2 separate regions of the Homo sapiens genome follow, and region 2 is linked to region 1. Evidence: chromatin loops called from intact Hi-C (ENCODE). Cell type or tissue: heart left ventricle. All regions are shown on one strand.

What was found. A loop is a pair of places that touch in the nucleus more often than their neighbours do. Peaks named below come from ENCODE experiments on the same cell type or tissue, not always from the same donor. Only the 100,000 strongest peaks of a DNase experiment are listed, where the experiment ranks them.
Region 2: it touches region 1 in a loop (10-fold over the local background); 30 of 110 quality-filtered maps call a loop at or near these places.

The regions. Positions count from the first base shown.
Region 1 is chr10:44,989,128-44,991,627 of GRCh38, forward strand. RASSF4 (Ras association domain family member 4) reads left to right here. Exons shown (of 11, transcript NM_032023.4): 7 at 147-248; 8 at 543-594; 9 at 1,821-1,942. Among named protein-coding and RNA genes, the nearest start is that of ZNF22-AS1, 10 kb to the right of the region's middle. RefSeq lists an enhancer at 1,875-2,500. In heart left ventricle, a CTCF peak has its summit at 1,446 (motif pointing left); no DNase peak of the experiment used is centred here; H3K27ac peaks cover 1,893 bases.
Region 2 is chr10:44,931,408-44,933,907 of GRCh38, forward strand. It overlaps TMEM72 (transmembrane protein 72), which reads left to right. Exons shown (of 5, transcript NM_001123376.3): 3 at 591-662; 4 at 2,230-2,369. All of the region lies in intron 1 of TMEM72-AS1 (TMEM72 antisense RNA 1), which reads right to left. Among named protein-coding and RNA genes, the nearest start is that of TMEM72, 21 kb to the left of the region's middle. RefSeq lists enhancers at 953-1,660, 1,661-2,367. In heart left ventricle, a CTCF peak has its summit at 1,469 (motif pointing right); DNase peaks (open chromatin) are centred at 394 and 1,494.

The DNA of each region.
Region 1 (2,500 bases):
AGCTTATGTGTGCATCAGCGTGAATGGACAGGTGCAGGTGTTCCCAGATCTCAGCGTCACCTGCTGCCTTGGTCTGTTCACCGTTGTGATGTCAGTCCCTTGTCCCCTCTGGGCCTGACCTGAACTTCTCTCCCTTCCTGGTACAGACCTCCGTGTTTACTCCAGCCTATGGATCCGTGACCAATGTGAGGGTCAACAGCACCATGACAACCCTGCAGGTGCTCACCCTGCTGCTGAACAAATTTAGGGTAAGCCTGGTCAGGAGCAGCCTTGCCCCAGGATGCCAGTGGTCTGCTATTCTGTTGGGGGTGGGGTTCTGGGGAAAGCTGCCCGTGGCAGAAGCTGCCTGGGCAGAAGGTCTAGCAAGGGTCCCTCTGCTGAGCTTTGGTTTCTCGGATTTCAAGCAAGAGGAGGTTGGGAGAGGACAGGTTCCTTGCAACTTGCGTGTGTGTTACTGGGGGTGTAGTTACTGTCAGGGGACCCTCTCAGTTCTCTCCCATCTCCAAGCACCGTGATCTGACTTCCTGTGACTGCCTGTGCAGGTGGAAGATGGCCCCAGTGAGTTCGCACTCTACATCGTTCACGAGTCTGGGGGTAAGTACCTGCCCCACTTCTGGATCGTAAAAGCAAAAGGTCTCTACCTGTTCAGCAAGCCCCCTCCCCACCAACCACTGACTGTACTCCCTTCCAGATGGGCTCCGTGCTGGCTTGCCTAGTGGGCTAGGGCACACTGTGCCTCCCAGCATGAACATTTCTCCCCCACCCAAACCCAGGCACACTATGGAAGCCTTGAGGAAAAGAAAACATACTTTTGGCTTCGAATTTAAAGCACATTAAAATGTCCTTGGATTTTCTAGGTCGCTCAGTACATTAAGTTTAATTCTTTCAGGATTCTGAAGGAGAATCCCACCAAGCTATAGGAAGCCTCCCTCTCCGCCTCTTCCAGAGAAATGGATGGGTGGGTACCTAGCTCCTTGGCGCCGAGTCAGGAAGGGTGGGGTGCGTGTCGCAGTGCATCAGGCCCTGGCCCTCCCGTCTCAGCTTTCCTTTCTCCCACCCCTCAGATCTTGTTTCTCTTCAAGCTGCACCTTTGCTGAATGACACTGTAGGGGAGGAAAATTATCTTCTCTTTCTACCCATTTAGGTTCACTGGCTGGGGCCCTGTATTTAGATTAACAAAAGACAGATTAAGGAGAAGAACAAACAGAAGTTTGTTAACACTTGCATCATGCATGCCCTTTGGAATATCCAGGGATGAATGGTCAGAATTTGGGCTTAAATAGCATATTCACAAAAGAGCAGTAAGTTTTTAGAGAAGTGACAAGACAGAGGAGAAGGGCCTGAGTTTCTGGGGAGGCGAAGGGTGGGAAGGTCACCGCACGGGGAGCTGCGGGAAGGGAAGGGCTTCAGCGGGACGTGCTGTGCAGGTTCCTCTGGTGCCCTCTCCAGGCTGAGGAGGGGCTCGGGTTGTCTCTGGTGATTAACTCCATCATTGCCTAGAGAGGGACGGGGGCACACCTTGACAAATTTATGTCCTGCTTTTTGGCAAATAGGGGAGGGCAAAGAGCCTCACTTGTATCTTCTTCTTCTCAATTGCCAGCCGCTCCACTTAATCCTTATGCCAAAGTGGCAGATCTGGGGGCCCTGTTCTGCCTCCCTTCTGCATGAGCAGGAATCTCTCAGGGCAGCGCTGTTAGCGAGGTCTGTGTTCTTAGGGTTCCCTGCGCCCCTAGACGCACATTTTCTATCAGTTCCTAATCTGGAACAGACAGAGGTGATCCTAATCTCCCGTGATTTTTGTAAACCACCTTCTTTTTCAGAGCGGACAAAATTAAAAGACTGCGAGTACCCGCTGATTTCCAGAATCCTGCATGGGCCATGTGAGAAGATCGCCAGGATCTTCCTGATGGAAGCTGACTTGGGCGTGGAAGTCCCCCATGAAGTGAGTGGGGGCCAAGGCTGGGGAGGCCTGCTCTAGGGTGAGGGGTTCTTGGGTGACGGGGCCTCCCAAGGACTCCTGGCCAGAGCCCTGTCAGTTGATGTCTCCAGGAGCTCCACACTCTCCCAAAGGGCTCCCAGCCTAGCACAGGGAGGCGCCAGCCCTCCCTCTCCCATCAGTGACCGCCAGCACCAGCAGCTTAGGGGAAAGAAGAATTTGGGTCCTATAAAACCATGGCCTGTCCTTTTCCTCTAGGGAAGTAAAGTCTTTTCCTTCATTGGAATGTATTTTGTTGTCATTATGTGAGAGACCTATGCAAAGGCTTTTTAACTAGGCCCTACCTCGCACCTGTGGAAAACAGGGAGATATTTAAGTCTTACCAACAGCCTGAGTTCTGACCAGACAGTGAGTGCATTTCCAAACTCCTCTGCATAGAAGATGCTTACAGGGTTTGAACCTCAAGTAGGAGGCCTAGTGACCCCGTATCCCTCAGGCTGCTGCAATTGCATTCCATTGTTAGAAACAATGGTGCTCCCACCTCCCTACCCCCTAGCCCAGAGG
Region 2 (2,500 bases), 58 kb before region 1:
ATGATCAGATTCAGGTGTCAGGCAGCCCAGAGTGACACAGTGGGGGAGCAGGAGACAGGCCTGGGGTAAGTGAGGAAGTGGAACTGGTGCAGGGGTCCAGGGGGCAGGGCCTGAACCCAGGCAATGCCCATGAGGTCAGAGAACAGGAGCGATTTGGAAGGTATTGAAGGAATGTAATCAACAGCTCCTGGTGACTATTTGGATAATAGGAAAAGGAAGAAGGAAAGGGTCAGGAACAGGTCCAGGTTTAAGGCTGGAACACAGGCAGTGGGTGTCCATCCTGGTGACCAGCAGGTAGAAGGATGTGCCTGCCAGTGTCACACAGGGTGCCAGGTGAAGGCCATGTCACCTGCTGGCCACGGTGCCCTCCCCACCCATCTCTGAACCCCAGACCCCACCTCTCCCCAGCATGGCCCAGTCCGGAACACGCCATGTCCTGGAGACAGCCCGTGGTGAATGTTGTCTGGGGGAATCCAGGTGAGTCCATTGGCTGTAGATGTGATGTCAGGAGGCCACGTGTGAGAAGACAGCCCTCAGGAAAGCAAAGGAAGACAGAGGCGCCAGCCTCCCTCACCTGTCTCCACCTGCAGGTTTACAGGAGCCGCTGTCTCCATATGTGAAGGGGCCTACTTTGTGGCTCAGCTGCTGGCCATCTGCTTCCAGTAAGTAGTTTCCAGAGAGACCCCTCCATTGTCCACCCCAGCCCCAGACACCACAGATGTCTCCACCCAAGAGCCCACAACCAGGGGATGTCCTGCTCCTGAAGCCACTGTGGACAGGAGCCCCCCACCGAGGTACAATCAGCCTGGCCTGGAGGTGGGCACAGGCCCAAGGGGCTCCATTGCCTTCTTTGCCCTGGTCCCAACCAAGAGAACCAACTGACACAGTCATTCAGGGCCTGTCCTTGCCCAGAATCCCCAGAAAAGTCCAGCTCCCCCTCACCAGGAGCAGCCAGTCACTGGGCCCCAGTGTCTGAGCCATCTGCCATGGGGTGAGGACCCTGCAGAAGGCCCAGCTGGGAGTGAGCAGACCTGGGTTTGGGAACTGGCTCTGTCTCTTCCTAGGGCCCGGGGGCAAGTCAGGGGCAGTATGTCTCTACACCCCTTCGTGGGGCAGGAGTGCAGACCCTGCAGGATCTCGTGAGGCCCTTGCTGCTTCCCAGCCTACACTCAGTATGTGGAAGCTGTTATCGGTGAGACCGAGGACTGCGGCTCTCAGAACCTAGACACTGGTCCCTGGGTGGTCAGTGAGAGAGCCAGTCTTCAGATCCAGATGTCCCAGCACCTTGCAAGGCCACTGGCTGCCTCTCAGGCTCACCAGCCCTAAGGCAGAAAGCTTTCCCCTTTCTGCTGAATTCCACTGCCAAGCTGTGCTTGAAACTTCAGCTGGGGAGAAGGCTGGGGAGGAATGGACCCTGGATGGACTCCACCGCACCCTGCCACCACACACACGCAGGAATGGGCACCAGGGGGCACCAGTGAGCCATGGCAGTCCAGCCTGCGAGCATAAGAGAGCAGTGCTTTGGGCCACCTGGACAGCCTGAGCACTCCCTCAAAGCTAGAGGGGCAGGATGTGGCTGTGTAGAGCCCCAGCTCTAGGCCAATTCAGAGGATGGAGGCGCTGGGTCTAAAGGCAGGCACTTGCCCCCTGTGAAACATGGAGGCAGCGCCCCTGAAGGAAGCTGCTCAGCATCAGGCTTCTGCCAGGGCTATGTGTGGTCCCTGTGTATACAGTTAGAAAAGAAGCCCTTCTGGGCCAACACTGTACTGTGCCTAAGCAAGGCTGGGTGAACAGGGCACAGCTGGGTGCCAGCCTGCTCACTCACCTGGCCAAGCCTCTTATGCAGTGCACTACAAGCACAACTGTCCCAGGCAGGTGGCTCCCAAACTGCACACTTTCTCTGCATTAGTGCAGACTTCCCAGTGAGCCCTGAGCCTCCAGCTGTCTTCCTCACTAACTCATGCAGCATCCTGAGAACATTTAACTTGCTTCCCCTTCGACCAGAAAAACAGGTCTGGGCAGCCTTTCAAAAACTTGTGGACCCTCTAGAGGGACTCAGGCAAATCCACTCATTGTGGAACCCACACCAAGGACCGCTAGGGCTTTCTGTTCAGCCAGGGCCCACTGCAGAGCATGCCCACAGCAGGGCCTGGCCCAGACTCCATGGCATCCAGTCTTGCTGGGGTTTTCCTGGGACACATTATGCTAACCTGGACTCCCTCTCCCCAGGTGTCAACCAGGGTCCCTGGCAGACAGAGTAAGGGAGAAAGCCCACTGGCTGGGCTGCTTCCAGAAGTTCCTGGCCTACCTGCTGCTGTCGGTGGCCTGCTTCCTCCACCCGGTCCTGGTCTGGCACGTGACCATCCCAGGTAAGAGCACAGGGGTAGAGATATGCAGCCCCAGCACAGGTGGACTCTGAGCAGGAGGAGCTGAGCCCCTCAAAGTCTAGCTCCAGTGGTGGCTCCAGGGACCTTACCTGCCCCACTGCCCTCTCTGACCT